Linked DNA regions of Homo sapiens: all the other regions are linked to region 5. Evidence: chromatin loops called from intact Hi-C (ENCODE). Cell type or tissue: PC-9. All regions are shown on one strand. Region 1 overlaps PARD3 (par-3 family cell polarity regulator). Region 2 overlaps PARD3 (par-3 family cell polarity regulator). Region 3 holds the start of PARD3 (par-3 family cell polarity regulator). Region 4 has its middle 12 kb from the start of LINC02635. Region 5 overlaps PARD3 (par-3 family cell polarity regulator). Region 6 overlaps LINC02634 (long intergenic non-protein coding RNA 2634).

Region 1 (5,000 bases), 92 kb before region 5:
TTCTCTATTAAAGATACAAAAATTAGCCGGGCATGGTGGCAGGTGCCTGTAATCCCAGGTACTTGGGAAGCTGAGGCACAAGAATCACTTGAACCCAGGAGGTGGAGGTTACAGTGAGCAGAGATCCTACCACTGCACTCCAGCCTGGGTGGCACAGTGAGACCCTGTCTCAAAACAAACAAAAAAAGTAGTAGATTGGGACCAGGCATAATGGCTCATGTCTGTAATCGCAGCACTTTTGGAGGCCAAGGTGGGAGGATCACTTGAGTCCAGGAGCTGGAGACCGGCCTGGGCAACATAATAAATACTGTTTCTACACCGCTGCGCTGTCCCCCACACCCCGCCTGCCAAAAAAAGGTAGATTGGGGAGGGGTTTACACAGAGACATAAAAACCAGAAGATAGGGAGATCATTTTAGAGGCTGCCTCCCACATTGAGATTACTTACATAATATAGTTGGCTAAGATTGGAATTATACTAAACTTGTTGAAACCTATATACCTAGTGGCATTGTGAAAGATTTTGACAGGTAAAGTCATGTGCAAATACGAATAAAGGAATTCCACTCCCCAAAACGAAGTATTTTTAGATTCATAAGTGTTCTCAGCTAATAAAGTAGACAAAAATCAGAAAGCGCAGCAGTATGTGCAGAGCTTTTCACATGATATTAAAAATTAAGCCATAAGGCAGTTTGTCTCTTATTCCACATGTGGAATAAAGTGACTTGTGAAATGCCATGGTGGGTGCCTTTATTCAAGAATCCTCTTCAGTAGTATTTTTACCGCAGCACACACGTTATGCTGGCTGAAATCCTTGTGCGTAGCATGTTGCCTGCTGAAAATAATTCTGCCTTGGCCTTAGGCGATGTGCTGTTGAATTGGCTGCCTCAAATTGTCCCTCTCACTTCCTGTTTTATATGAATACTTTTTCTTTGCTCTCTTTTACTTGCTTAAAATCGGAATGTTTGATTGCTATGTGCATCATCCTTCAGTGAAATGTTTGAGGTGGAAAGTTCTAGAAGTTTCTTTTTCCCTTTTGTTGATGCGTGGAATAGATACCAGTCACTTTTAGAAATACTTGGGTGGTTCTAGCTAAAATGTGATATTCTACTTTAGCAAGGCCACTTGTGAAACAGTTCTCAAGAGCACAGTGTATCTAGTAAGTGCTTACTCATTGATTAAATATTATGTACATTGTTTTTCTTCTAATGTGATAGGACCATTTAGGACCTAAGTTTAAAGATTTACACGTGTGAATAAAATCCGTTGCATACCCTGTTCTGAGCCAGTTTTCTATGCCGTAGTATATTTCTTTGGTTCCTATTAGAAAAAAAAAAGTGCTTCATATCCAATTCTCATTGAGTTGTATCTATTCTCAGTATTGAGTTTTTTTTTCTTTTTTTCTTTTTAAAAAAGTTTCAGTATTGAATTTTGATTACTGGAAGCCATTTAATTTTGTCTTCATTTATTTTAGTTTTCATTTATCTTCAGTGCCTATGATTCTGTAGCTTTTTCCTTCCGCCTCTTTCTATTCTTTTTGTGCAGCAAAAATCATCCTCCATGTCATAGTCTTTGTTTGCATAACCTGTTCTGTCTGACACAACCATCTATCATGACCTAATTTAGCCGTTTCAGTCACACCTAGTATAATTTATACCATGGGGGAATTTCCTGTGCTGTTAAACCTTCCTTGTCATCCGTCACCAACTTAAGGAGCTTCCAGGTGTGCCCTTTCACAGGGTGGGCTTGGACTTTTCTAGTTCTTGCATTTTAGGTAGGAGCTGTTCTCAGGAATTTTTTTCTTCTGTGAATGAGTAAAGTGAAATTAATCCAAACTCAGTGCTTCCAGGATTAAAACACATTTCCATATTACACTGTCTGTAAGTTGAAGGGCCTTAGTGCTTGAGTGCCCCAACTAGAAAATGACTCATCATGAGGTGTCCTTCTGTAGACAGTGTGACGTGATAAGAGGAAGAAGGAAATTGTGGGCAACACAGTGACTTCCCAGTGACAATTCACTTGCCTCTCCTAATATCCTTCATTCCAAAGCTGCTCTTCTGCAGATGGTTATGAGGCATAGTGTGGTGGAGTGGAAAGACTTTGGAATAATGCTCTGCCACTTTCTAGCTGTGTTATTTGGAAAAATTGCTTACCTCTCCCTGAACCTGGGTTTCCTTATCTGTAAAATGGGGAGCATACTACCTTTCTTGAAGGGATTTGTTAAAAAGAATGTGTAAAATAACATATAGCAGTGGCATGTGGAAATTGTTGGATACTCCAAAAAAGTTGATGTGATTTTAAAACTTTTTCTTTACTCAGCTAATGTTTATCCTAGCTTTTCTCATGTTAGTACTAAGCCCTGATTGCATGAGGTTTTCTTAAAGTGGCCCATGTAGATAATTATAGCATTTTCTAGCATTTCATAGTTTAGGCCAATATTGGATTACAGAATGAATACTTTGAGTGCTTGCAAAGGGGTCAGGAACAGATGCATTTTTAGGAGTATCAAAGTCTGCCAATAAGGAAGCTGGTTTAGGAAATTAAATTATATGCCCAAACATTTTATGTCTACAGATGCAGGTTTATCTAGAAGAGAGGAGAATTTTCTAATAGTATACTGAAGCATCATCAGCAGAACCCTTCCAGTGCAAGGACAAAATGGGGCATCGTTTACTCTGAATTTTATGACCAGCGGCAGAAAAATGTGTCACTGATGAGGTTAACTGGGGACCAGAATCCTGGGCATGGTCCTAGTTGGCATGAGTAGAATTTGCAATGGTTTTCAGGATGTATTTTCTTCTTTTTTCTTTTCTTTTCTTTTTTTTTTTCTTGGAGACAGGTTTCGCCCAGTGGCACGATCTTGGCTCATTGCAACCTCTGCCTCCCTTGTTCAAGCGATTCTCCCACCTCAGCCTCCCGAGTAGCTGGGTTTATAGGCGTGAGCCACCGTGCCTGGCTAATTTTTTTGTATTTTTAGTAGAGATGTGGTTTTGCCATGTTGGTTGGCCAGGTTGCTCTCGAACTCCTGGCCTCAAGTGATCTGCCTGCCTTGGCCTCCCAAAATGTTGGGATTACAGGCATGAGCCACCGCACCCGGCCAGGACATGTTTTCTTAAAGACAATTTAAGAGTCAGGAAGTGGAAAAGGAAAGACAGGTAGATGAAGGACAGGCTGTAGCATGTCACACCTCACAGTTATTTGCAACTTTCTGTTAACCAGATACTGTGTTAGATGAGAATAAGAACTTAAATTTTTTATTTTTAGTGCTGACTAGTAATTAACTATAATTTTCAGTCATGATCACTGTGTTTGAACCTCCTGTGCAGATATTGTGGAAATATGTATTTTAGATGTGAGGAAGTTCTAATATAAATGAAGGCTCTAAGTAAAGAAAAAGATGCAAAATGCTGTCATAGACTTCGAAAACAGATTTGGATAAAAAACATTGCACCTACCAGAGGAATCAAGGAGAAATTTTTCCTCACAGATATTCAAGACATTATGTTATTTATCTTGTTTATGACTTTAGAACCTTTTTTTAGGGGGATGACAGTACCTTTTGGTGATTTGAGTCTAAAATTTGAAACTAAGATTCATGCAGAAAAGTAAAAGAAGAAAATTTTCGGAGAAGAAAGCAGTGGTTGAAAAATCTGTTAGCAGTGTTCCCTTTTGTCTTTTCAGCCTGTTCACCAGGAACTCGGAGCTTTGCACTGTGATTATTTTATTGGTTCAAAGGACAGAGATTGTCTTTAAAATGATGAATGGCTTTGATTATGTGTAGTGGCTCACACCTGTAATCCCAGACTTAAGGAGGCTGAGGCGGGAGGATTGCTTGATGCTAGCAGTTTGAGGCCAGTTTGGGCAATGTAGTGAGACCCCATCTCTATAAAAAGTAAAAAAACTAGTCAAGTGTGGTGGTGCATGCCTGTAGTCCCAGCTACTTGAGGCTGAGGCAGGAAGATCACTTGAGCTCAGGCGTTCAGGACTACCACTACGCCACAGCCTAGGCAACAGAGCTGACTCTTTTTTTTTTTTTTTTTTTTTATAAGAAAAAAAAAAAAGGTGCATTGGCTGGGCGCGGTGGCTCAAGCCTGTAATCCCAGCACTTTGGGAGGCCGAGGCGGGCAGATCATGAGGTCAGGAGATCAAGACCATCCTGGCTAACACGCTGAAACCCCGTCTCTACTAAAAACACAAAAAATTAGCCAGGTGTGGTGGCGGGTGCCTGTAGTCCCAGCTACTCAGGAGGCTGAGGCAGGAGAATGGCGTGAACCCAGGAGGTGGAGCTTGCAGTGAGCTGAGATCGTGCCACTGCACTCCAGTCTGGGCAGCAGAGTAAGACTCCGTCTCAAAAAAAAAAAAAAAAAAAAAGGTGCATTTTTTTGCCATGGGGAGATTGGAGGAGGGAGGGTGAGGGGTACTGCCAACCTGTACAGTGATTTCAACCCAGATTAGCATCCTAGCCCCTCTCTCTGCTGGTTTGGTTTAACAACTTATTGTAAGTTTGGTGCTCCTGTGTGAGACTAGAGTAAAGGACCATGGGCATCTTCATGGTTGTTGGGAAGCTGTTAGTCCCCAGAACTAGAGCAAGTGGGGCCAGTAGGTACAATTCTCAGATATGGTGGCCTTTGAAGCAGGTAAGCACAGCCTGTCTTGGGCCTTAACATTAATGCCTGTCTTGTTGATTTGTCATTATCATTTTAGTTTTGTAATTGGTTGATTGAGACAGAAGGGGAAAAATGGCAAAAAAAAGCATGTTATATATGCTTAGGATGGAATGTTTTCTTTTTCCCATTCCTCATCTCAATTCCCAGTTTAATGCCAAATCTTTGAGTATCCATATTCTTGAGGAGAGACTGTTCTTGGAAATCATTTGATGAGAAAACTGCTGAGAAGCTGATCAGATGCCAACATCAGAGGGCAGTTTAGGTTATCTGCTAACTACAAGCAGATCCAGATCCTAGTAGCACTGAGCATAGACAGACACCAAGTTATGACCTC
Region 2 (5,000 bases), 54 kb before region 5:
CATTGAGCCAGTTTATTATTAAAACTTGGACTAGGTAAACTATAATTTGATTTCTGTACAGGCGATAACCACTGGAGATAGCAAGAGTGAATGACAGTGTGGTGACGGGCAAATCTTATTTGTTACTGTTTAGACAATCTATATATACATAGATAAACAGTCTATATATATACATAAAACAACAGTATATATATAAAAATATATAAATATATGTCTCAAAAATATATATTTTGAGACAGGATCTCACTTTATCACAAGGCTGGAGTGCAGTGGCACCATCATGTCTCACTGCAGCCTTGAACTCCCTGGGCTCAGGTGGTCCTCCTACCTTAGCCTCTGGAGTAGCTGGGACTACAGGCACGTGGCGCCATGCCTGGCTAATTTTTGTGTTTTTTATTATTATATTTTTTTAGAGATGGGATCTCACCATGTTGCCCAGGCTGGTCTTGAACTCCTGGACTCAAGCGATCTGCCTGGTTTGGCCTCCCAAAGCTCTAGGATTACAGGCGTGAGCCACTGCACCCAGCCTGTTTAGACAATATTAAAGCCATTGTTTTTCTAGTGTTAGAGTTTGTATGTTATAATTTAGTACATGCTTAATTGAAGGTATTGGTGTAACCCCAAAATATATATTTTTCACATAACTCAGATTAGCAGTGGTATTTAGTGCTTTAGTTATATCTTCCAGCAGATAACTGAATGGATCTCACTTTATTTTTATCATAATTGGTGAGAGCTGGGAATCTTATGTCTCCAGGAGATGGCTGTACAGGAACTGTGTGTGATTCGCAATGTGGAAGAGCAGGGTCTTGCTCCCTTGGGAACCCTGCAAGTAGTTGAGCCCCCTGGTCACTCAGCTTATCACTGTGGATGCTGGGCACTCCTGGGGGATGCTCTGGAGCCCCTCTCAGGGTATTGCCTTTTCGCTGGCTATGGGGTTGGAGGAGAGGGTCAGACTCCTTCCCTGCCCTCAGCTTGCCGGCTGCCCAGGCACACCCTGTGTGCAGCTTCAGCATTCCTGTGGCATTGGTCTCTGTGGTTTTTCTTCTTTTCACATAGCTTACTTTACGCCCTGTTCGCTCCACAACTCTTTTCAAAGACAGGATGGAGGTACAGGAAGGAAATAACTTAATTTGAATATTAAAATTCTGTTAATTTTAGAATGCAGTCTCTTCAGTTCTGGAATTGATTTCTTTTGGTTGCTGTTGGTCTTTGTAAGGAGCGTAACATTGCTTAAGATTTATATATAACCGAGTCATTTTCTGTCTCTGTATCATATTCCTTTAGGTAAGCTTTTTCAAAGTTACTTTGAATAGTTGATATAGATTTAGAACAAACGAGTCACCATTCTCAGGATACTTCTATTGCCTTTCTGGAATAATGCAGCTCATTGTTCTGCCAAGTATCCTCTAATCAGCCTGAAAAGTGTTTTCTTTTATTTCATCATGACATTGGGCCTTTTAATTGAGAGTGAAAATCATTAAAGGCAAATTATTTTGTGTAAATTATGGTAGATTTAGCCTTACTACATAATTTTGGAATGTTTTTATGATTGGTTGTGTATGCTCTGGCAGATGTCTTTATCATGACTTATTTTAGGTGGGTTAAGAATTCTTTTTTTTTTTGGAGACAGAGTTTCGCTCTTGTTGCCCAGGCTGGAGTGCAATGGCGCGATCTTGGCTCACTGCAACCTCCGCCTCCCTAGTTCAAGTGATTCTCCTGCCTCAGCCTCCCAAGTAGCTGGGATTACAGGCATGTGCTACCACGCCCGGCTAATTTTGTATTTTTAGTAGAGACAAGATTTCTCCTTGTTGGTCAGGCTGGTCTTGAACTCCTGACCTCAGGTGATCCGCCCGCTTCAGCCTCCCAAAGTGCTGAGATTATAGGCCTGAGCCAATGCACCTGGCTAGAATTCTTGGCATAGTACACAGTGGCATTATTTCCAAGGCTTTTTTTTTTTTTTTTTTTTTTTTTTGACAGAGCCTTGCTCTGTTGCCCAGGCTATAGTGCAGTGGTATGATCTCAGCTCACTGCAACCTCTACCTCCTGGTTTCAAGCAATTCTTCTGCCTCAGAGAATCAAACAGTTGTCCTCCCAAGTAGCTGAGATTACAGGCACCCACCACCACACCTGGCTAATTTTTTGTATTTTTAATAGAGACAGGGTTTCGCCATGTTGGCCAGGCTAGTCTTGAACGCCTGACACTCAGGCGATCCACCTGCCTGGGCCTCCCAAACTAGTGGGATTACAGGCATGAGCCGCCGTGCCCGTTTGCAAATTTTTAAAAGTAAAAAAGCAAAACAAACCCACATGTCAGTGTTTCAGTATTTACTTCAGGGGGAAATTGTATCCTAACATACCCTGCACCATAAGCTGAAATTTCAGTGCCAATTCCATTGCTTGTGTGTCCATCCAAAATAAAGACAAGTTTTTGCAGGAATGTCAGATGACTGTGGGACAGGCCTAGACAGGAACAAAACTGGAGGCTTCGCATCAAAACAAACACCCACCTAACCACATGGGTTTTGCCCTGTGAGTTGTTTGTCATCCTAGATTTTCAGCAAGAATGGGCTTTAGTACCATATTTCACATATGAGGAGGTGCTAATTTTGTTAATCATATCACATTGGTAATATTCATCACTACATTGTAATATGAAAGTTGAAAGTCTTGAACTTAAAGTTCATAAATTCATTGCCCAAATCTCTGGTTGGCTTTAAATGTCCTTTTGGAGGGGAGAAGGAAAGAGGGGCATGGTTTGAGGGTTATACTGAAATAATCTGCTTGCTGTATGATATCGAGCAGGTCTAACTAAAAAGGTAGGTGGTGGTTTCTCTTGCATGCATACAAACATGTTTCTGGCCCCAGTTGTCAAACGAGTTTTGTGTTTTCCTTGTCTAGTCTTGTTGACCTGCTATTTATTTTAGTCTTTTGATAAACAGGAAGTGTTGCTGCACTGCACTCAGGAATGTATTAAGTAACTATTAATATTAAACAAGATTGGAGGGATGAGAAGGGATTTAACTTAAAGTAGAGGGAGGATATAAGAAAATGAAATAATCCTTAAAATTTTAGAATTAAAATTTATTTGGGGCCTTTTGAAATGCTTTTTTTCCCTTGAAACCTCAAATTCTGGATTTACATTTGATGTTTCTGTTGGTGGTATATTACATTGCTTTAAGGTTGTTTAGAACAAACGTCACAATTAATGATGACATGAAGGTTAGGATTCGAGCACTAGCTTTTTTCAGACAGGTCTAAAAAGGGCTCTGCCCTAGTCTATCCCTAGCAGAGATGTTACATGTGCCTGGCTCAATTCAACGTATCAGTATATTGTGGGGAGAAAGGATGAATAAGGACAACACCACAAGTTGTGATGGAGTGTATTGTTTCTAGGCTGTTTCCCTGGTTGTTCCAATACACCATGCATTTTTTTAAAATTTATTTTTTATTTTTATTTTTTTTTGAGTCTCGCTCTTGTCCCCCAGGCTTGAGTGCAGTGGCTCAATCTCGGCTCACTGCAACCTGCTCCTTCCGGGTTCAAACAATTCTCCTGCCTCTGCCTCCCAAGTAGCTGGGATTAAGGCACCTGCCACCACGCCCGGCTAATTTTTGTATTTTTTAGTAGAGACAGGGTTTCACCATGTTGGTCAGGCTGGTCTCGAACTCCTGACCTCAGGTGATCCGCCTACCTCGGCCTCCCGAAGTGCTGGGATTACAGGCGTGAGCCACCGTGCCCGGCCAATTTATTTTTATTTTTGAGATAGAGTAGAGTCTTGTCGTGTTGCCCAGGCTGGAGTACAGTGGTGTGATCACAGCTCACTGCATCCTTGGTCTCCTAGGCTCAAGCAATCCTCCAGCCTCAGCCTCTCAGTAGCTGCGACTACAGGCATGCACCACCATGCCTGGCTGATTATGTTGCCTTTTGTGGAGACGTGGTCTCACTTTGTTGCCCAAGCTGGTCTTGAACTCCTGGGTTCAAGCAATCCTCTGGCCTCGGCCTCCCACAGTGCTGGGATTACAGGTGTGAGCCACTGTGCCCAGCCTCACTGTGCATGTTTTGACCTCCTCACCTTTGTCCTAAGATTTCTCCTGATTGAAAATAAATGACCATTTCTTCATGAAGCGTTCTTTGTCTTTAGTGTTTTCTGTATTTTCTCAATTCATGTACTGCTTGGTTGGCAGTTACAATTTCCATAACTGAGTATTGTTAGTGACCTTTTCATATACCTATGGCTTGCCTCCCAAAATTGATTTTTTTTTTTTTTTTTTTTGAGATGGAGTCTCTGTTACCCAGGCTGGAGTGCAGTGGCACCATCTTGGCTCACTGCAGCCTCCTCCTCCCAGGCTCAAGCAATTCACCTGCCTCAGCCTCCCAAGTAGCTGGGATTACAGGCATGCACCACCATGCCCAACTAATTTTTTGTATTTTAGTAGAGACAGGGCTTTACCATGTTGCCCAGGGTGGTCTCGAACTCCTGAGCTCAGACAGTCCACCCATCTCGGCCTCCCAGAGTGCTGGGATTACAGGCGTGAGCCACCACGCTTGGCCCCGAAATTAATATTTAAGTGTTGTAGAACAGGGGTTTTATTATAGATTTGGCTGTACCGCTGTTATTGCATAACACAATTATTTTCAGACTGGGTGTTTGGTTCTTAATTCACTGGTGGTGTGCACCATGCCATCCTGCCATCCCCAGCTGCTGTCAGAGTACATGGTAAATATAGAAATGTGTCCAGTCAGTAGTAGCCACGTGGACGCTCTTCTCCATATTTGACTTTTCTTGCTCTTAGAAGGCTTTTCCAGTAATCTGCGTGGGACCGTGACTTTGCTTGCTTATGGTGTTTCCAGCACCTCCACCAGACTCTCAGGGTTTGGAAAGCTGTTCTGGGTGAATGGTGTCTACAGAACTTTGAACTCTGCGATTGCAGGGGAACATGCTTATAAATGCGTGTTTAATACAGAATGTTGTAGAGGAGATTAGGTACTTTTAATTTTG
Region 3 (5,000 bases), 150 kb before region 5:
TTTCACGTGTCTTGGAAACAACTGGCAAAAAAGAATTTCACATAGTCTGGAAAGGGCTTGGGACAGGGACCACTCTTTGCAGACATTTGTCATTCTTTAAACATAATGACATACATTTATTAAGGACTCATAGTCCATAACTAAGACAAAATGAGCTTCAGTTACGTTCCCTAACTCGGTCCACGTTCCTTTAGAACGTCTCAAGCCCGCATGTCACTCATCGCGGAGTCGCAGCCTTCCCCTGGGTTCGGGCGTCTGCGTTAAGCGCCGGCACATCGTGGGGATCCCCGCGTGAGATTTCTCTGCGCCGTCGGAATAGACTGTTCACGGATTCGCGTTAGGATTCCTTATGCTGCAGAACTTCAAAGAAATAAATGTATCAGAATTGCGATGTTTAAGTTCTAATCTATTTAAGCGGGTGGGTCAGCAGAGGGTCAACAGGAAACTTCAAGGTAAATAGTGGCCTCTGGAAAAGGCCCGGTCGCTCACGGCTTCCCCACTGTCTCCCCAGAGCAGACTATTAATTCTTGCGTTTCAGGCAGAACTGCCGCTGCCGGCCCTGCAGCAGAGCTAGGGAGCGGGCAGGGCAGAAACCCAGCCGAGCAAGCTGCAGGCTCGAGTCCCCGCGGGCGGAGAGGCTCGGGCTGGAGCCTCCGGGGCGGTGAGGAGGGGACTCACCGCACTGAGCACAAACTGCTTTCCCCGGGAGCGCCTGCACCCAAAACCCTCCAGTTCGAGGAATGGGATTAAAAGTGACAAAGAAAGGGGAAGGGGGGCTCCGTGGAGACTTCTGGAGGCGTGGAAGGGGCGTCCCCGAGGAGGGGCGACGCAGCCCTGCAGGGTGCTGGGCGGGCGGGGTGAAGGGGGCTGGGGGGCGCCTGGGCCAGGGCTGGTGGGGGCAGACGGCCGCCTGCCCGTGCTGGCACTGGGGCGAGGGGTCCCGCGCCCCCGGAGGGAGGGAGGGAGGGAGGGAAGGAGGGAAGGAGGTCGGCCCCCGAGGGCGGTGGCGGGGGCGCGAGCTGCGGTCCTGCGCTCCGCCCCGCGCGGGTAGCCGGCCGCGCCTCCCCCTGCCGCATGTGCGCGGTGTTGTGTGCCCTGCCCTGCTCCTCCCCCTCCCCTCCCCTCCCCTCCCCTCCCCTCCCGCCGTCCCCTCCCCCAGCGGCCCCGAGCGAGCGCCAGCGCCACACAGCCCCGGGCAGCCGCCGGCGAGCGCGCCGCGACGCCGAACAGGTGGCCGGAGGCTGCGGGCGCCGCGGCGGGGAGAGGCGAGGCAAGCCCCGGGCGAAGCGAGGCGAGGCGAGGGCGGCCGGGCCGGGCATGCGAGCTGAGCGGCCCCCCGGCGTCGCCGCCGCCTGCCCGCGCCCCTAGCCGCCCGCGCGCCCGAGTCCCCAGCGGCTCCTCCGCGCCCAGCGTCCTCGGTCCCGGCCTCGGCTGCTCCGGCTGCGCTCGGCGAGGGGCGCGGGCCCGCCCGCGGCGGCGGCGGCATGAAAGTGACCGTGTGCTTCGGACGGACCCGGGTGGTCGTGCCGTGCGGGGACGGCCACATGAAAGTTTTCAGCCTCATCCAGCAGGCGGTGACCCGCTACCGGAAGGCCATCGCCAAGGTGAGGGGCCGGGGGCGCGGGCGGGGAGGGGGCGGCGGCGGGGACGGCGCCGGGATCAATATGGCGCTTCCTGGAAGGGGGAGGAGAGGCGCAGGGAGGCGGGGAAAGGGAAAGTGCGGCCGGTCGGGCCTCGCGGGCGCCCCCCGCCCCGGACTGCGGGCGCCAAAGTTCTCTGCGCGGGCCGGGGCGCAGCCTCTGGGACACCCAGCCGGGTCCCGCGGCCCCCGCCCTCACCCTCCGCCCGGGAGCTCCGGCCTCGGTAGCGCGGGGCGAGCCGGGCAGCGGCGCATAGGCCGGCCCTGGGCGCCTCCCCGGAGTCTGCAGACCCAGCCAAGCCCCGAGCCAGCGCGCGGGGGGCGCAGGCCGGGAAATCCAGCCCCAGGCCTTTCCCGGCTCCCAGGCCCCGGGGGCACAGGCCGGGGACTGGGAACTTTTGGTGTGAGGAGAGTTTCGTGACTGCCCTTCCGACAGAGGCGGGTTGCGAGCCTTCTGCCTCCTCTCCCTTACTCGGGCGGGGGCGGAACAGCGGCGGGGGGCTTTTCCTCCATGTCCCCTGCTGGTAGGGGCCGGCAGGGGCGGCCCGTCGCGTCCGGGGGCTGCAGGGTTTGGGGAGTCGCCGGCTTGGGGTCGGGGAGGCGTTCCCGGGAGGGCCACCGCTGGCACTTGGCACTCGCTTGCGAGCATTTACTGAGCTGATCCCACTTGCTGGGCTCTGGAAAGCACAACCTTGGAAGAGTCGCGGAATGAAAAGTTTTCCTGCGAGGACCTCAGCTCCTACCTATCCCGGGCTGGTTCCATGTGGCTGGGCTGCGGGGCCGGGCCTGACTTGGGAGTTGAGTGGATTTCCCTTTTTCCTGGTGGACTGATAACATTGTCTCCACTTCACAGCATTCCTCTACTGTGTGTCAGAAGTGAAAAGGCGTTTTGTTAAATTGTTTTACCGACTGTGTCTGTGTTTGACAACAGCCCACGCTGAAGTTTCTCCCAAGCACCCGGGGATATATTTCCTTTGTAGTAGAGTCCTCTTTGGTGGGGAGCGCATTCGTTTGGGTGCAGTATTTCCCATTTGTTCCCGACAGTGGCCTGGCCCCTGTGGGCTTGGGGGCTGCAAATGACGTTGGAAAGTGGCTTGGTCAGCCCTATTGAGCGTACACAGGGTACTCCGGTGGCATCTTCAGTTCTCTCAGAAATTAAGAAGTAAAAGCTTTTTAGACTTTTGTTTTGCTTTTAGTATATATTGGAAAAAATAGCATAAATTTGGCCTTTTAAAGATAATTTTGGGGGACGTTTGGAGACCCGACACAAGGATGGAAGACGTTGGCTTTAGTAGCTCTGTTATGTTCCTTACAGTTGAACTCTTTTATTGAAAATCAAATAAAATTAGTGGGAATTGGGCACCTGTTTATCTTGCAAAGCTGACAAAGGGAAAGAAAACCATCTAAATGGACATTTAGCATTTTTAAGTGTTGTTTATGTGTGACAGTTTATGCTTTAAATGTTCCAAAAGAGTACTCAAATTGTTCAGGCACTCTGGAAACCAACAAAACAAATTGTGCAAGGAAAGAGAAATAAAGTAATATGCACTCTGCAGTACGTCTAGGCTCCTGAATAGGAAGAGGGTGGTCAACATTTTCTTTCACTTTACTAATTTTATGTGATTAAAATTGTTTTACCTACTGTGTCCCATGTTTCATCCTGCACAAAATAGACATAGGCTGAACTGCCTGTTTGGCAGTAGTTCAAATGTAGTTGTTCCAGGCATTCGTTCCACAGAAATTCTGAAGCTTTGACTGTGTCCATGGCACTGTTCTGGGTGCTGGACATCTAAGGGACCCACTGGCTGTGAGAAGCTGAGCAAGAGGCTGCGGGGTCCTCCAGGTGAAGGAGCTGGTGATGACATGGGGAGAAGAGGTGGCCTCTGGGATGCTGGGTGGCTAGAGTGCAGGGCCTTGGTCACGGACCTGGTCCTTATTAACGATTAGCAGTGGTTGTTTCACAGGGCGTAGAAAAGGGAGTGCAGTTTTTTAAGGGTGTCTGGGAAGGTGTCACAAAGAGAAAAGGGGCCTATGAGCTGAAGGAAGGGAGGGTGATAGTGACATGGGAGTTGGAGATGAGAGGGAGGGTCAGAGATGGGTCAGGGGTTCCAACACTTACATGCTCTTTAAGTACAACTTAGAGTTCTGTAGGTGAATTTTAACGGGGGCTTTGCAGTATACCAAGTTCAGTCATTGGATCCCAAGATTGTTGACCCTTAAATGTTGCCAGAGCTGGAGTGTCTTCTAGGTCTCCTTTTTCTCGTTTTTCTTCTGAAATTGCTAGACAATGATTAAGATTAATTTTTAGTCTTTCTTACTACTTTTCCCATTCTATATTAAGTGATGAGGAAGTGTTAATATGTATTTAACACTGTTTTAACTTTTATTCTCTATCTGTTCCTTATCCGTATTGCCTAATAGAACAAGAGAAATTCTGTGTGAAGAATTGGGTGGCTGGATAGTTGTGGAGTGGTGTTTAGGTTGCTAGGTGACATGTGGCTTGATGAGCTCCCATCTGGTGGGGAAAAGTGTGGGCAGATCATGTTTATGGCTTTGGATAATAACCAACCAAGCCAAAAATAAAAAATAAAAAGGAAAAGAGAAAGGTCCCAACTCTCAAATCACCAAGGCTTTCTCTGCAGTAAACATTTTCTGGTGTGGTGGGGCTAATTTTCTGGCATTGCATGTGAGCTGTTTTCTCTTCAGATTACACAAATCAATTTTTCTGGATAGTGAAGTGTCATGATTTAATACTAGACATGTCCTCAGTGAGTAGATATTTGAAGGCTTATGCTTAGTCATGTGTGACATTTCTTTTTTCCTCTCCTGAAAGATGGTTTTGTGGTTGTGATCACTGATGGTTGGGAATAGCTGTTCATCCTCATCCACCCATCTGCATTAGGAGCCTCGCTGAGGACAGTGCGGTGCTAGACATTGGGAACCGCGTTACATGGACCGTTCTCATGAGGGCGCAGGATGGGAGGATGGACCGTGTCTGCATCTGTTCTTCTGCGCTTGCGACCTGACACGCGTGATTCCAGGTGGACATGGTGCTGAGCTGCAGCGCTGTGTGGGGTTGGTTGAAGGGCTGCTGTGTATAAAAAGTCATGCTCTATGAAAAAAATATAAGACTGAATTCGTGCAATTTTCAAAAAAAAGTATAATCTAGGAGACAGGAAGAATATATAACAGTATAAATAACAGGAGGTGGTAGCATTAATTGGCACCACTGTGATACAGTCAGTAATCGCTTCTGGATTTTGGAGGTGGGTGCTATCATTATGGGGTGTGTGTGGGAGTCTCATTTAGTCACTAGGATTTGAACTGGGCTTGGTTGGTGGGAAGGCTGACCTTGATATAG
Region 4 (5,000 bases), 290 kb before region 5:
CTGCCTCCCTGTGACTTCTTAAAGTCCGACCTTTGGCCAGAGGACATAAAGTATCAAATCTGTGTTTGTTTGCTGGTCTGCCATGACAAAACACCACCAACTGAATGGCTGAAAGCCACAGAAGTCTATTGTCTCCTGGTTCTGGAGCTCAGGAGTCCAAAATCAAGGTGTTGGCAGGGTCGTCCTCCCTCTGAAGCCTGCAGAGGAAAACCCTTCCTTGACTCAGCCTAACTTCTGGTGGTTTGCTGGCCATGTTTGGCATTCCTTGGCTTCTGACAGGTCCCTCCCACCTTCTGTTGTCACATGGCGTTCTCCCCTGTCTTGTGGGCCAGAGGCTGCCCATGAACAAAATATTTTAACACACACTGGTTGGTTTTTAACAGACAAAAATCAGAAAAGTATGCACAAAAATCTGGATTTCCATAGGCCTTTGTAACTGTGACCACAGCTTAGGCTTTGCTGGGGAGCAGGTAACAGTCTTATCACCAGCATGAGTGTACATGGGTTTGTTGTGTCTTTTTCCAAGAATAAGCACAGAAGAAGGGTGGAGGGAATAGCTTCTGTGCATGTGAGGTGGGATGTGAGAGTGGGGACAGAGGGAGAAAGACAAAATGCCCACAGGCAGGCTGGACGCGGTGGCTCATGCCCGTAATCCCAGCACTTTGGGAGGCTGAGGTGGGTGGATCAAAGCCTGGCCAACATGGTAAAACCCTGACTCTACTAAAAATACAAAAATTAGCTGGTCATGGTGGTGCCCGCCTGTCATCCCAGCTACCCGGGAGCCTGAAGCAGGAGAATTGCTTGAACCTGGGAGGTGGAGGTTACAGTGAGCCAAGATCACACCACTGCACTCCAGCCTGGGCAACAGAGCAAGACTCCATCTGAAAAAAAAAAAAAAAAACATTATCCAGAGGCAGGAGCTGGTGGCAAAAAATGCCCTGGGTGGTTTGGGGCAGGATAGCTCTGTGTGAGGAGCTGGAGGCCCAACACTCATCCCCCTATGGCCCTGGCCCCGGGCTGTGTTCCTGAAATTCACATCAACTCTCCTCACCTGCCGAGGTGGGCAGATCATTTGAGGTCAGGAGTTTGAGACCAGCCTGGCCAACATGGCAAAACCCTGTCTCTACTAAAAATACAAAAATTAGCCAGGTGCGGTGGCACGCGCCTATAATCCCAGCTAGTCAGGAGGCTGACCCAGGAGAATCGCTTGAACCCGGGAGGTGGAGGTTGCAGTGAGCTGACATCGCGCCATTGCACTCCAGCCTGTGCAACAGAGCAAGACTCCATCTCAAAAAAAAAAAAAAAAGACAGGATTTTATTATGTATTTATTTACTTTTAGAGACGGGTGTCCCCCTGTCACTCATCCTGGAGTGCTGTGGTACAATCATAGCTCACTGCAGCCTCAAACTCCTGGGCTCAAGTGATCATCCCACCTCTGCCTCCCAAGTAGCTGGCACTATAGGCATGTGCCCCTGCACCCGGCTAATTTTCTTATTTTTTGTAGAAATGGGGGACTGGCTATGTTGCCTAGGCTGGTCTCGAGCGTCAAGACAAGTTTATTTATTTATTTATTTTTAAATTTTTTAAAACAGACATAGGGTCTTTTATGTTGCCCAGGCTGGTCTTGATTTCCTGACCTCAAGCGATCCTCCTGCCTTGGCCTCCCAAAGTGCTGAGATTATAGGCTTGAGCCACCACACTCAGCAAGACATGAATTTATTAAGAAATATCGCCAGGCGCAGTGGCTCATGCCTGTAATCCTAGCACTTTGGGAGGCCGAGGCGGGTGGATTGCCTGAGCTCAGGAGTTCAAGTCCAGCCTAGGCAACTCGGTGAAACCCCATCTCTACTAAAATACAAAAAATTAGCTGGGCGTGGCAGCGTGTGCCTGTAATCTCAGCTACTTGAAAGGCTGAGACAGGAGAATCGCTTGAACCCGAGAGACGGGGGCTGCAGTGAGCCGAGATTGCGCCATTGCACTCCAGCCTGGGTGACAGAGCAAGACTCCATCTCAAAAAACAAAAAAAAAGAAAAAGAAAAAGAAAAAGAAAATAAAAACAGAAATATCTACAGCTGCAGGACTCATGGGGAGACCTGAAGAGGGAGACTCTAGGCTGTGCTTCCACACAGGTTCCTAAGTGCACTCAGAAATAGCCACCAAGGGAATGACAGCCACTACCAAAACCAGGGACCGCTGTGCCAGATGGCCACTGCCCCAGCCGTCAGCGGCAGGCCAGCCTGCACTCCACAACCAACACCTGCAAAACGCAGGCCTCTCACGCTGCCTCCCTCCACTCAGTTCCAAATCAACGAGGGACAAAAGTTCAGGTGATAGGTGAAACCTACCCCCCAAATCCATCCCTTAGTGGTGAGAGATGCTGGGAATGGAAGTGGTTTTAAATGCTCTGTTGGGAAAGTGGCTTTACCTTATGGGGAACTATTCAATAGAATTTTATGCAGTGTGGTGGCTCATGCCTGTAATCCCAGCACTTTGGGAGGCCAAGGAGGGCGGATCGCTTGAGGTCAGGAGTTCGAGACCAGCCTGGCCAACATGGTGAAACCCTGTCTCTACTAAAAATATAAAAATTAGCCAGGCATGGTGGTGCACACCTGTAATCCCCACTACTCAGGAGGCTGAGGCAGGAGAATTGCCTGAATCTGGGAGGTGGAGGTTGCAGTGAGCCGAGATTGCACCACTGCACTCCAGCCTGGGTGACAAGAGCAAAACTCCGTCTCAAAAAAGAAAAAAGTATAAAAAAGAAAAAGGTTTTGTGGGCCGGGCGTGGTGGCTCACGCCTGTAATCGCAGCACTTTGAGAGGCCAAGGCAGGCAGATCACGAGGTCAGGGGTTCGAGACCAGCCTGGCCAATATGGTGAAACCCCATCTCTACTAAAAATACAAAAAGCCGAGCGTGGTGGCGGGTGCCTGTAGTCCCAGCTACTCGGGAGGCTGAGGCAGGAGAATTGCTTGAACCCAGGAGGCAGAGGTTGCAGTGAGCTGAGATGGCACCACTGCACTCCAGCCTGGGTGACAGAGTGAGACTCTGACTCAAAAAAAAAAAAAAAAAAGGTTTTGTGGTTTTTAAATAGAGCCAACTTCTAGCATTATCAAGCAATAGGATGCATTGCCATTTTCATGAGGGGTAGGCGGAACATTCTCGGAAACTTTGGTTTTCCTCTTACTCCTTTATTCTAAGGGCTGCAGAGAAGCCATCTCACTTGCCGCACCTAAGTAGAGGGTAGGCAGGGAGCTATGTCTTTAATTAGGAAAGAAAGGCCCTTGGAAAGCTGGTGCCTTCTTCCCCAGGGCCTTCTTACAAGCTCATACCCCTCACTTCCCCTTTCCCAAGGGCCCTGAAGATCCAGATCTGTATCAACGTTTGAAACTTGATGATCCTAACAGCAGTCCTCTGAAATTGCACTGAGTCTTTGGTCAGAGAGCTGGCTGAGACTCTCCCCAGGGAGAGGTGGCCATGAAGGAAGGCAGAAGTTGCATACACCCAGTGGCATTTTTATAGCAGTTTTGCAGCTAAAAAAAAAATTATATATATATAAATATAGATAGATAGGTAGATACACACACACATATGTATGCATATATATATGTGTATATATATATATATATATTTTTTTTTTTTTTTAACAACCTGCCTAATCTAAAGCTTTGTGTTTGGTGTGAGAAGCTCTGTGATGAACCAGCCCTGGAGAGCAAAGGAACAGAACGGGGGCAGGAAGAAAGGACCGTTTGTCACAGAGAGCTCTAAAGGGCAGCATCAGCCCAGCAGGGGTCTGTGTTACCTTTGAAAACGGACACACTGGAGTGAACTGGCCACAGGCAGCCGGGGCTCCCTTGGGCATGTCTGGCTTCCATGTCAGCTGGATGGCAGATCACGGAACACAAAGTGGAAGCCCAGGAGGAACTGCAAGGATTTTTTTTTTTTTTGAGATGGACTCTCGCTCTGTCACCCAGGCTGGAGTGCAGTCGCGCGATCTCAGCTCACTGCAACCTCTATGTCCCAGGTTCAAGCAATTCTCCTGCCTCACCCTATGGAGTAGCTGGGATTACAGGCACGCGCCACCACACCTGGCTAATTTTTGTCTTTTTAGCAGAGACGGGGTTTCACCATGTTGGCCAGGCTGGTCTTGAATGCCTGACCTCAAGTGATCCGCCTACCTTGACCTCCCAAAGTGCTAGGATTACAGGTGTGAGCCACTGTGCTCAGCCAGGAATGCTTTTAATGGAATCTGCAGGGCAAGGGAGAACTTTCCAGAACAACTTTATATTTAATTAACTTTAGAGGTTCACAGTTTTTTGTTTGTTTGTTTGTTTTAATGGTATAAAGATCACTGATCGGCCGGGTGCAGTAGCTCACGCTTGTAATCCCAGCACTTTGGGAGGCCGAGGTGGGCGGATCACCTGAGGTCAGGAGTTCAAGACCAGCCTGGTCCAACATGGTGAAACCCCGTCTCTACTAAAAATACAAAAATTAGCCAGGTGTGGTGACATGTGCCTGAATCCTAGCTACTGAGGAGGCTGAGGCAAGAGAATTGCTTGAACCTGGGAGGCCGAGGTTGCAGTGAGCCAAGATCATGCTATTGCAGTCGAGCCTGGGAGACAAGAGTAAACTCCATCTCAAAAATAAATAAATAAATAAATAAAAATAAAAAAATAAAGATCACTGATCAATGGGGACACCATACAGTGTCAAGTCCACATTCACTTTCACTGTCCCAGAGTGGAAAGGCATGAGTTCCTTTTCTCCTCGTTGACTTGCTAACTACCCTCACTCTGGCACTCAGCAGAGAGAGCAGCCCCCACCACATCCCAAATGCACACAGGGCCTGACCCCAGTCCAGTTACTCTTTTATTCACAAATTAGACCCTGGGCACATTGGTGACTGATGTACGTTGTGTTTTTTTCTGTTGAAATTCACTTTTGGAAATGGATGGTTAGGGAAAAGAGCTTCCATAGTGAAAACATTGCTGCAAATTATAAAAA
Region 5 (5,000 bases):
GATAGATGACTGACTCCTAGTTCAAAACTTTGATATGATGCAGTGACTATGATTCAGTTGCACTGAGCAGGTTATATCAGGTAGAGAGCACCCACAAAATCTCATGATAGACAATACTATAATGAAAAGAGAAGGGTTCTCCAGAGGAAGGTATTTTTATGCTAGTAACCACAGAACTTTTTTGATAAGGCCAAGAAATTTACTGAGCTTTTTTGATAAGGTCAAGACATTTGCCAGAAAAGAGGCTTGTCTCGGCACATAGTCCTGGAGTCTTGATGGTTTTCATTTGTAGTTGTTGCAGATGAGGAATTATTTGTTGCTTAGCTGTTTTTTTCTTGCATTTACGAACCCGTGGTAGTTACTGTCTTGCTTATTTTTCCACCTTGACCATTTCAGGCCGCTTGAGGACAATCCGTATCCATCCTCACTCCATGCAGGAAGTTAAAGGCTGAGCAGGAGACATGCACCATTAGTGTACTGCACCTCCTCTTCCCCTAGTTTAAGAACATCCCTTCTTCTCATTCCCCTTTATGTAACTTTGGAACATTAAAGCAGCAGATGGTTTCTCCTTCAGGCTGCACGGAGGAGAATGGAGCTTAGCATGATGTGTTATCCTTAATAATGTCATCACAATATTATTTGTTTCTTGTGGAATTTAAAAATAAACATTAGCCTCAGTGGCTGATATTTATATTCTGCTTAATTTGCCATGCCTATTCAAGCTGGCTGTCAATTTTGGGGCTGGTCTTACTGGCCTGGACTAGAAAGATGAGTTTGTCCGATATCACCCCTATGTGAATGCCTTAATGCTTAGAATCATCTAGCAAATACTTTTCCAATATGGCTAGAAACAAAATCATCTTAAATCATTAGGCATTTTTCAGTGCCAAAGGCTATCAAATATCTTTTTTCCCCATTGTGTTTTTATGGTTCAGTGATGAATAGGTGACAATTTTGTAGCCTTAAATTCCTGCACTATCAGTAACACCGTGGTAAATGCCACTGCAGAGAAAGGCACCATTGATCTCCCCACCACTGCCTCTGGGATGCTTTAGACATTGACAGATGTGCTTTGTGAAACCTTGTGGAATGACACTTGGGGTTTGGTCTGTTCTTTCTTTAGAAATGAAACTTTTATTTTTGACCTATTGGCATTTCTTTAGCAGAAAGATCACTCCTACTAGCTATCTAGATTTGCTGCAGATGATTTGTTCATTTTAATGTTTGGATTTTGTTCTTGGATTTTCTAACCTATTTCTCAACTTATGTATCAATAATCTTGTTATACACTACCTGTTCTATGTTGGCCAGGCTGGAGTGCAGTGGTGTCATCTCAGCTCACTGCAACCTCCGCCTCCCGTGTTCAAGCGATTCTCCTGTCTCAGCCTACTGAGTAGCTGGGATTATAGGCATGCGCCACCACGTCGGCTAATTTTTGTATTTCTAGTAGAGACAGGGTTTCACCACGTTGGCCAGGCTGATACCAAACTTCTGGCCTCAGGTGATCCACCCGCCCTGGTCTCCCAAAGTGCTGGGATTACAAGGCATGACTCACTGTGCCCAGCCAAGTTTAGAATATATCTGAAATATTCTAAAAGGTCTGAAATGTATGTTTGTGTGTGTGTGTGTGTGTGTATATATATATATATATATATTTTTTTTTTTTTTTTTTTTAGGGGGAGGGGTAGGTGAGGTGGAAGGTTCTGTATGCAAATCAAGGTCTGGTTTCCAAATTAGGTCCTCCAAACAAGGTCAGATTGAAAACTGAAGGCTTCAGGTTTTGGAACTGTCAATCCCATGTTAGGTGTGCCTGCCCTGTCCCTCTCTTCCTGCCTGGAGGGCTGAGGGTGAGGCGAAGGAGTCCAGAAGCAGAAGTACAACACATGAGGAATCCTTTTGTGGACTCCTGGACGTTAGTAAGGGTGGACCTAAGTATCTGGCAATGTGCTCGGGGTTTTCTTGAGCAATTCCTCGAGTGCCACCTAGAGTCTAGTGGTAATACTGAATTAACTTCTAAGCTTTGTCAAGGAGCATGGAGAACTTGAGATTCTCAGACATTTTTATTCTGTATCATGAAGAAACTCAATAGTAATTGGAATCAGGATCAGTTTCTGGCTGCTTGATCAGCCATGTAATTAGTCAGCATGGTATGAATATGTACATGCCGGAGTTCAGTAATATACCTTCTATACTTAAATGGGGATTTTTCTTTGAGAATTGGCTTTTTTTTTTTTGATAAGATCTTGCTCTGTCATCCAGGCTAGAGTGCACTGGTGTAATCCTGGCTTACTGCAGCTTCCTGGGCTCAGCCATCCTCCCGCATCAGCCTTCAGCCTTCCAAGTAGCTGGGACTACAGGCATATGCCACCATGCCTGGCTAATTTAATTTAATTTTTTTTTTGGTAGAGTCAGGGTCTCACTTGGTTGTCAAGCTGATCTCAAACTCCTGGCTTCAAGTAAGCCCCTTGCCTTGGCCTCCCGTGGTGCTAGAATTATAGGTGTGAACGCCTGGCCTAGAATCTAATCTTTTCTTTTCTTTTCTTTTTGTTCTGTTCTGTTCTGTTCTGTTCTGTTCTGTTCTGTTCTGTTCTGTTCTGTTCTGTTCTGTTCTTTAATTGAGACGAAGTCTCAAAAAGCCCAGGCTGGAGTGCAGTGGCGCCGTCTTGGCTCACTGCAACCTCCGCCTCCTGGGTTCAAGTGATTCTTCTGCTTCAGCCTCCTGAGTAGCTGGAACTATAGGCACGTGCCACCATGCCAGGCTAATTTCTGTATTTTTAGTAGAGGTGGGGTTTCACCATATTGGCCAGGCTGGTCTGGAACCCCTGACCTCGTGATCCGCCTGCCTCGCCATCCCAAAGTGTTGGGATTACAGGTGTGAGCACCGTGCCAGGCCCAGAATTTCTTTTTTTTAAAAATTTTTAAAATTTTTTTGTGATGTAGTTTTGCTCTTGTTGCCCAGGCTGGAGTGCAACGGCACAATCTCAGCTCACTGCAACCTCTACCTCCCAGGTTCAAGTGATTCTCCTACCTCAGCCTCCTGAGGAGCTGGGATTACAGGCATGTGCCACCACGCCTGGCTATTTTTTTTTGTTTGTTTTTTTCAGCAGATACAGGGCTTCTCCATGTTGGTCAGGCTGGTCTCGAACTCCCGACCTCAGGTGATCCACCTGCCTCGGCCTCCCAAAGTGCTGGGATTACAGGCATGAGGTGCGCCCAGCCTTAGAATTTCTTTTTTAGTATGATTATCCCCTAGCTTATTTGAATTACTATTTTAATAAACACGTTCTGGAAATCTTAATTATTAATAACTTTGATTGTATTAGGCATGAAAAGTTAGGCAGATTTTTTTTATTTTAAAAAAAACTTTGTAATTGTGGTTTTACTTATATTGCCTCTATTCAGTAGGATCCCCCTCCCTCTCCCCCTCTCTTTCCCTCCCTGTCTCTGTCTCTCCCTCTCTCTTCACACACACCACACACATGCACACCAGGAAGCAGTTCTGTACTGTCTACAAATTCTCTGTAAGCCATCATAGAAGAGAAGTGAATCAGAGAAGGGGATTCAACATTCTACATGCTAAGACCTGTCCGGCACACACCTCTTCACAGCCTTGTCTGAAGTGACAGACTGTAGCAATTGCTAATTTGACTAAGAAAAAGGTTTCTGGGCCAGGCATGGTGGCTCAGGTCTGTAATCTCAGCACTTTGGGAGGCCAAAGTGGGCAGATTACCTAAGGTCAGGAGTTCGAGACCAGCCTGGCCAACATGGTGAAACCCTGTCTCTACTAAAAATACAAAAATTAGCTGGGTGTGGTGGCACATGCCTGTAATCCCAGCTACCCAGGAGGCTGAGGCAGGAGAATCTCTGGAACCCGGGAGGCAGAGGCTGCTGTGAGCTGAGATACCACCGCACTCCAGCCCGGGCAACACAGGGAGACACCTTCTCAAAAAAGGCCAGGTGCAGTGGCTTACGCCTATAATCCCAGCACTTTGGGAGGCTGAGGTGGGCGGATCACAAGGTCAGGATTTTGAGACCAGCCTGACCAACATGGTGAAACCCCACCTCTACTAAAAATACAAAAATGAGCCGGGCCTGGGGGTGCACACCTGTAATCCCAGCTACTTGGTAGGCTGAGGCAGGAGAATCGCTTGAACCTGGGAGGTGGAGGTTGCAGTGAGCCGAGATCACGCTACTGCACTCCAGCCTGGGCAACAGTTCGAGACTCTGTCTCAAAAGAAAAAAGAAAAAGGTTTTCGATTGCCTTTGCTATTGATTCAGACAGTGACATAACCAAATATATTAAAAAGAACTCCCACCTCTGGTCTCTTTGGTCTCGGCGGCAGAAGCGAGATGAGGAAGGGAGTGTCATCCTTAGGGAAACATCGCAGCTGGACACACTCCCTGTGCTGCTGCGGCCCTGAGGCCCCAACCTGCTAAGCCAAGAGAAGGCAGAACTGGAGTGCCAAGGCGAAAAGACGAAGCAACACCAGGGCTGGTTGAATGAGGCGCCTAAACATTGTACACTACAGATTCAGGCCTGGGCTCCGTGAAGGACAGCACCCAGACCCAAGGGCCAGCTACTGCACCTCATCTTCAGAATTTCAGTGATTGGTCATGGAATACATGTTCTGTTTTTTTTTTTCTTTTAAAGAATTCTTTGGGAATAACAAAAACTGAGGGGGAAATGAAAAGTTTTGTGGATGAATAGAAGAATGACACAGCTTCTTTAAAATGTTTGACACTTCTGGAACCTCTGAAGCATAAACAGGGTGCCACCCCACTGTGTTCAGTGGGCCTGTCAGCTCCATCTTCGTCTAAAATCAGATGCTTGGAAGTAGAGAAGGAACTTTTTTTAAAAATTTTTTATTTTTGTGGATACGTATTAGGTGTGTATATTTATGGGGCATAAGAAATATTTCGGTACAGGCATGTGATGACTAATAACCACATGAGATTAAGTGGGATATCTACCCCAAGCATTTATCCTTCGTGTTACAAAG
Region 6 (5,000 bases), 550 kb before region 5:
ACATGGAAAAATCTTCTAAAGAAAATATAGCCTCTCCCTTCATTACTTCAGTTCTTTCAAGAATATTAAAATAATAAACTGGGTTACAGGACAGTAACCCTCCTAATGTACACTGAAAACCACAACCTTTTCTAAGCCAGTGATAATTTCTGTTAACTTGGTGCGGCCCTGTTAGGTTGAGAAGGGCAGAGGAAACTCCTGCGGTGGAAAATTTTCATTCAGTCACAGTTTTGGTGCATTTATAAATAACATAAGTAAAACAAAATTTGCCCAAGTAAAGTCTTCATGTGTGAAAATCTTAATCCAGTTACCAGAATCAAAGTAGATGTCCCTGCCTTCATCACAGGCCAGTTTCAGCCTAAGGCTTTTTTCTCTTAAATGCTGGGCAATCCTCAGAATGGATTATTAAAAATATTGATGTTGAAGACATTCTGAAAGATAATTTTATAGGTTCATGACCTGATACTAAGAATCTAGAAGCTGTGTTCACAGGGATGAGGTAACAAATAAGATCTGATGAACTCTTCTTTGAAATTTACATTTCACTGTGAATTTCATCACAGTGTCACAAATGTCAAGGTCAATGTGGAGAAAACAGAGGTTCCCAATCAAACAGAGGTCAAATGACCTTGCCAAAGCGACACAGGGAGTTTTAACAGAAAAGCTAGGACCAGAACCCAGGTCTGGTGGCTGTCAGCCATGGTTCCTCGAGCCAAGCACACACCCACTGTTCATTCTGCTCTTCACAGCGCCTGTAGCTTTGGACTTTGTTCTTTTGTTTCTGTAGTTCTTTTTATCCAGGATGGATTTTTAAGAACATAGGTAATCACTGCCTGACTCATTTTAAAATGAAAATCATGAAACAGGGGTGTCTGGGATACTAAATGCTCTAGAAGTATTCAAGTAATTGATTGTAGTGAAAATCCCTAAGAAACCACAGCTAATCTCAATGTGCTTTGGTGCGTGAAGTCCATACCAGCTGTGGAAGAGTTCCCATAGATTTTCTGCTAAGCCCCTCCAGCAACTCAGTCTTCTTTCTCTATTGTTACATGGGGTGTTCCCTCTATGAAACCCTCTGCTGGTACTCCAACCTCCCCTCCCTGCCCCACCAAACTGCCACAATCCTGTATTCCTGGAGCAACAGCAACCCAGCATTTAATGATATTAAGTCAGGTTACTTGAATAGAAAGACTAATAGGTTAGGCATGTTATACCCTTGATAAGGTAGATTTGTCTTCTACCCTTCTAGGTCTAAACTCCAATAAAATCCAGCTGGGTTACATCAATTCAGACATCTGGATAAAAGGATGAATGAAACCATGTACATAATACAGAATTATGCATGCCAGGAAAAAAAATTATACTGCCTAAAAGCTGCAACCTTCATGACATCAAATCTATTTTAACACTGGCTGGTTATGTGAGGAAAAGGCTAATAAAAAAAAATTCTGGCTGACCAAAGAAGTATGTATGTATGTATGTGTATTTATTTTTAAATTAATATTGAGATGGATTAATGTTCTAAAATTTGGAATTTCTAACATTATCTTATTCATAATATCATATATCAAAAGTCTCTGAATAGAAATTGTTCAAAGGCATATAATCTAATTATCATTACCATGTCACTAATCTAACCTCTAAGTAATTGCTAAATGCCATCAGCACCTTCATCTCCAATTACATTTTCATGATATTTCAAGCTACAATAACAAAACAGATGCTGATCTCGGCATTACTAAGCAACAGGATATGTATACTTTTTAGAGTGTGAAAATATCACTGCTCTCCCACAGTTAATGATACTTATTTTCCAAGAACTTCTAGTGATATGATTATGCTCATCCAATTCCCATGAGGCCAACACTGTGATCACAGGTTACGATAAGAACTAAAATGCCACCCACAGCCATGTCTGAGTGACACGCAAAACGCTTTGAAACTCTTTTCCACTAGGTTTTTTTTTTTTTTTTTGAGACAGAGCCTCACTCTGTCACCCAGGCTGGAGTGCAGTGGCGTGATCTCAGCTCACTGCAAGCGATTATCCTGCTTCAGCTTCCCCAGTAGCTGGAACTACAAGCGCGTACCACCACATCCAGCTAATTTTTGTATTTTTAGTAGAGATGGGGTTTTGCCATGTTGGCCAGGCTGGTCTCGAACTCCTAACCTCAAGTGATCCACCTGGCTCGGCCTCCCAAAGTGCTGGGATTATAGGTGTGAGCCACCGCGCCTGGCCTCATTTTCCACTATGTTCTAACCACCTAAAATAACCCCTCATATGCAGTTAAAGCAAAACCGGTAATTTTGCTGAGAAAAGATGGATTCATTTTAAAGTCACTTACTTGCTAAAACTATGTGGCCTGGAAGTAATGTCTAAAGTTCTTATGTCAAATAATTCAATCTATTTGCAATTAACTGTGTACTCTTAGAGAAAACTCTATAGTTTAAGGATTCCCAAACCTTGTCAAATTATTGCCCCTCCCCCACAGTTAACCCAAGACTCCCCAGAGTTACTGTGAATATAATTCACCAAACTAGATCAGAGAAAACTGCCCTTAATCCCTTGCCCCCATAGGGCTTGGCATACACTTGGAGAGTCCATGGCAGAAAAGAAATACCACCCGTTGAGTTTTGAAATGTTCACAGACTAATGTTTCTAAGAAAATACGCCGTTTGGAAGTCACACATACACTAGGTGGCGCTGTGGCTGTGACATTAAACAGTCTGTGTGCTGGATAAATGCTGGGTAAGAGCATCCATGACTTAAAGGAAAATTAGGCTAGGCCCAACCCCAGATCATAGAGTTCAGTGTTCTCCAACACTAGAGTGCTTCAGAAACATGCCAGGAACTTGAGCCTGGCGTGGTGGTGGCACATGCCTGTGGTCCCAGCTATTCCGGGGGCTGAGGCAGGAGGATCGCTTCAGCTCAGGAGGTGGAGGCTGAGGTGATCTGTGATTGTGCCACTGCACTCCAGCAGGGGCAACAGAGCAAGACCCTGTCTCAAAAACAAACAAACAAACATGCAAGGAACTGGTTAAAAATACAAATTCCCAGACCTACTGAATGAAAATTCCAGAGGTATGGAACACAAAACAGAAGACACAAACAGGCACACTCATGCTATCCTCTCCCGGGCAGCCCACTTTCATCCAAAGCCTCCTTATTTGGGCTTCTCACCTCCTCAAAAGTCTATCAGTAGTGGCTGGGCTTAGTGGCTTATGTCTGTAATCCCAGCACTTTGGGAGGCCAAGGCGGGTGGATCCCCTGAGGTCAGGAGTTCGAGACCAGCCTGGGCAATATGGCGAAACCCTGTCTCTACTAAAAATACGAAAATTAGCTCAGTGTGGTGGCATGTGCCTGTAGTCCCAGCTACTCATGAGGCTGAGGCAGGAGGATCACTTGAACTCGAGAGGCGGAGGTTGCAGTGAGCCGAGATTGCACTACTGCACTCCAGCCTGGGCGACAGAGCAAGACTCTGTCTCAAAAAAAAAAAAAAAAAAAAAAAAAAAAAAAAAAAAAGGGTATCAATAGTAAACTGTGTTTTAAAAGGTAGGGTTCATTCCTAAGTTAAGCCTCACGCTGGTCTGCTGTAAGTCAGCGCTTCTGAGAGCTCCACAAACGTTGAAAGCAAGAGCTCTTGTACATCTTGTTAACAGCCTTTTGTCCTAGAAAATGACTGAACCACAGGTCAAGCATCCTTCATAAAGTGAGGTGGCTGAGATAGATCTGGCAGAGTTCCTGTGTCCTCCAGCTGTCACAGAGACCAGCTGGACTTTTGCATAGTAAGTGACGGGGTTTTCCTTCCAGCTTCCGTCCATTCAAACCACAGGGACAAATCCTTCCTCAGAAAGCTATGCTGCACAAAAGCTGGTTGAAAATCCAGTTTATAGAAAAATAGAGGCATCACAGTAATATAAAGATTATCACACTAGTTCAGAGATCTGAGTATTTCTAGTCTATTGTCAATAGCTGGCAATATTTAAGTAAATCAATCTGAAATTTGGTTTTCTTGTCTATAAAATGAAAGGAGTAAATTACACCTGTTGGTCAGTCTCAGTGGCTCATGCCTGTAACCCCAGCACTTTGGGAGGCCAAGGCAGGTGGATTACTTGAGCCTAGGAATTCAAGATCAGCCTGGACAACATGGCAAAACCCCGTCTCTACAAAAAAACACAAAAATTAGCCAAGCGTAGTGGCGCGTGCCTGTAGTTCCAGCTCCTTGGGAGGCTGAGGTGGGAGAATCGCTTGAGCCTGGGAGGCGGAGGTTGCAGTAAGCCAAGATCGTACCACTGCACTTCAGCCTGGGTGACCGAGCATGAGACTTTGTCTCAAAAAATAAATAAATAAAAATTAAAAAATTACACCGGTGAGACCTCTTTTAGCTGTAAGATTCTATTTCAATGAGCATAACTGTGACTTTGATGTTCCAATAGCTAGCTAGTCCTTAGTCCTTAAACTGTAGAGTCATTTTTTCCTGATCAGCATCAGGGATTTGAAAAACCAGAGAGGAGCGAAAATGTGCTTTTGTGCATTTGAACAGGAAGGTCTGGGTGTTCCCACACATAGCCACTCAGAGCCACAGAGCTCTCTCTCTCTGCAGCCACCACCTGCTTGAGTCATTGCCAGCAAGTGTTTCTTAACACTTTCCTGCCTTTGGGTCCAGACTGGGTGAGAACCGCCAGGACAGAGGCTTGCTGTCCTGGTTCTGCACTTGGTCCTGAGCCATGTGACCTTTGGCAAGCTACTGAACTTCTCTCCAAGCTTGCTTCCTCATCTGCAAAATGAGGATAATGGTAACAGCATCAACACTTGTTGGGCTGCTAGGAGAATTAAATGTGGAAGCCCCTTGGCGCAGGGTGAGCACTCTGTACACGGTAGCTGTTATTCTTGACTGCCATGACTACGTGGCTGTAGCATCTGTGGAGCTACATACACACCTGGAAGAAAGCAAGCCCAGGATGGTAACGTCAGGGTTGCCACAGCCCTAGGTCCCAAAGCT

Evidence for each region. A loop is a pair of places that touch in the nucleus more often than their neighbours do. Peaks named below come from ENCODE experiments on the same cell type or tissue, not always from the same donor. Only the 100,000 strongest peaks of a DNase experiment are listed, where the experiment ranks them.
Region 1: it touches region 5 in a loop (3-fold over the local background); 3 of 110 quality-filtered maps call a loop at or near these places.
Region 2: it touches region 5 in a loop (2.6-fold over the local background); 21 of 110 quality-filtered maps call a loop at or near these places.
Region 3: a loop joins it to region 5, with 8 times the contacts of the local background. A loop is called at or near these places in 54 of 110 quality-filtered maps.
Region 4: it touches region 5 in a loop (13-fold over the local background); 42 of 110 quality-filtered maps call a loop at or near these places.
Region 6: a loop joins it to region 5, with 15 times the contacts of the local background. A loop is called at or near these places in 16 of 110 quality-filtered maps.

The regions. Positions count from the first base shown.
Region 1 is chr10:34,755,521-34,760,520 of GRCh38, reverse strand. All of the region lies in intron 1 of PARD3 (par-3 family cell polarity regulator), which reads left to right. Among named protein-coding and RNA genes, the nearest start is that of PARD3, 57 kb to the left of the region's middle. In PC-9, no CTCF peak of the experiment used is centred here; a DNase peak (open chromatin) is centred at 1,950; H3K27ac peaks cover 2,914 bases.
Region 2 is chr10:34,717,424-34,722,423 of GRCh38, reverse strand. All of the region lies in intron 1 of PARD3 (par-3 family cell polarity regulator), which reads left to right. Among named protein-coding and RNA genes, the nearest start is that of PARD3, 95 kb to the left of the region's middle. In PC-9, no CTCF peak of the experiment used is centred here; DNase peaks (open chromatin) are centred at 1,063 and 2,903; H3K4me3 peaks cover 365 bases; H3K27ac peaks cover 3,341 bases.
Region 3 is chr10:34,811,480-34,816,479 of GRCh38, reverse strand. PARD3 (par-3 family cell polarity regulator) reads left to right here and starts at 1,184. Exons shown (of 25, transcript NM_001184785.2): 1 at 1,184-1,604. The coding sequence starts at 1,485. PARD3-DT (PARD3 divergent transcript) reads right to left here and starts at 712. Exons shown (of 2, transcript NR_108043.1): 1 at 679-712; 2 at 58-360. RefSeq lists silencers at 836-885, 976-1,145, 1,666-1,945. In PC-9, no CTCF peak of the experiment used is centred here; a DNase peak (open chromatin) is centred at 2,469; H3K4me3 peaks cover 2,701 bases.
Region 4 is chr10:34,958,334-34,963,333 of GRCh38, reverse strand. No RefSeq gene overlaps it. Among named protein-coding and RNA genes, the nearest start is that of LINC02635, 12 kb to the left of the region's middle. RefSeq lists enhancers at 3,433-3,933, 3,934-4,434. In PC-9, a CTCF peak has its summit at 2,082; no DNase peak of the experiment used is centred here.
Region 5 is chr10:34,663,452-34,668,451 of GRCh38, reverse strand. The region is part of intron 2 of PARD3 (par-3 family cell polarity regulator); the gene reads left to right. It also overlaps the pseudogene RPL37P18. Among named protein-coding and RNA genes, the nearest start is that of PARD3, 150 kb to the left of the region's middle. In PC-9, a CTCF peak has its summit at 1,956 (motif pointing left); DNase peaks (open chromatin) are centred at 1,521 and 1,961; H3K27ac peaks cover 2,334 bases.
Region 6 is chr10:35,216,350-35,221,349 of GRCh38, reverse strand. LINC02634 (long intergenic non-protein coding RNA 2634) reads left to right here. Exons shown (of 3, transcript XR_930819.3): 3 at 1,250-1,461. Among named protein-coding and RNA genes, the nearest start is that of LINC02634, 26 kb to the left of the region's middle. RefSeq lists a silencer at 2,606-2,655. In PC-9, CTCF peaks have their summits at 2,500 and 2,701 (motif pointing right); a DNase peak (open chromatin) is centred at 2,699.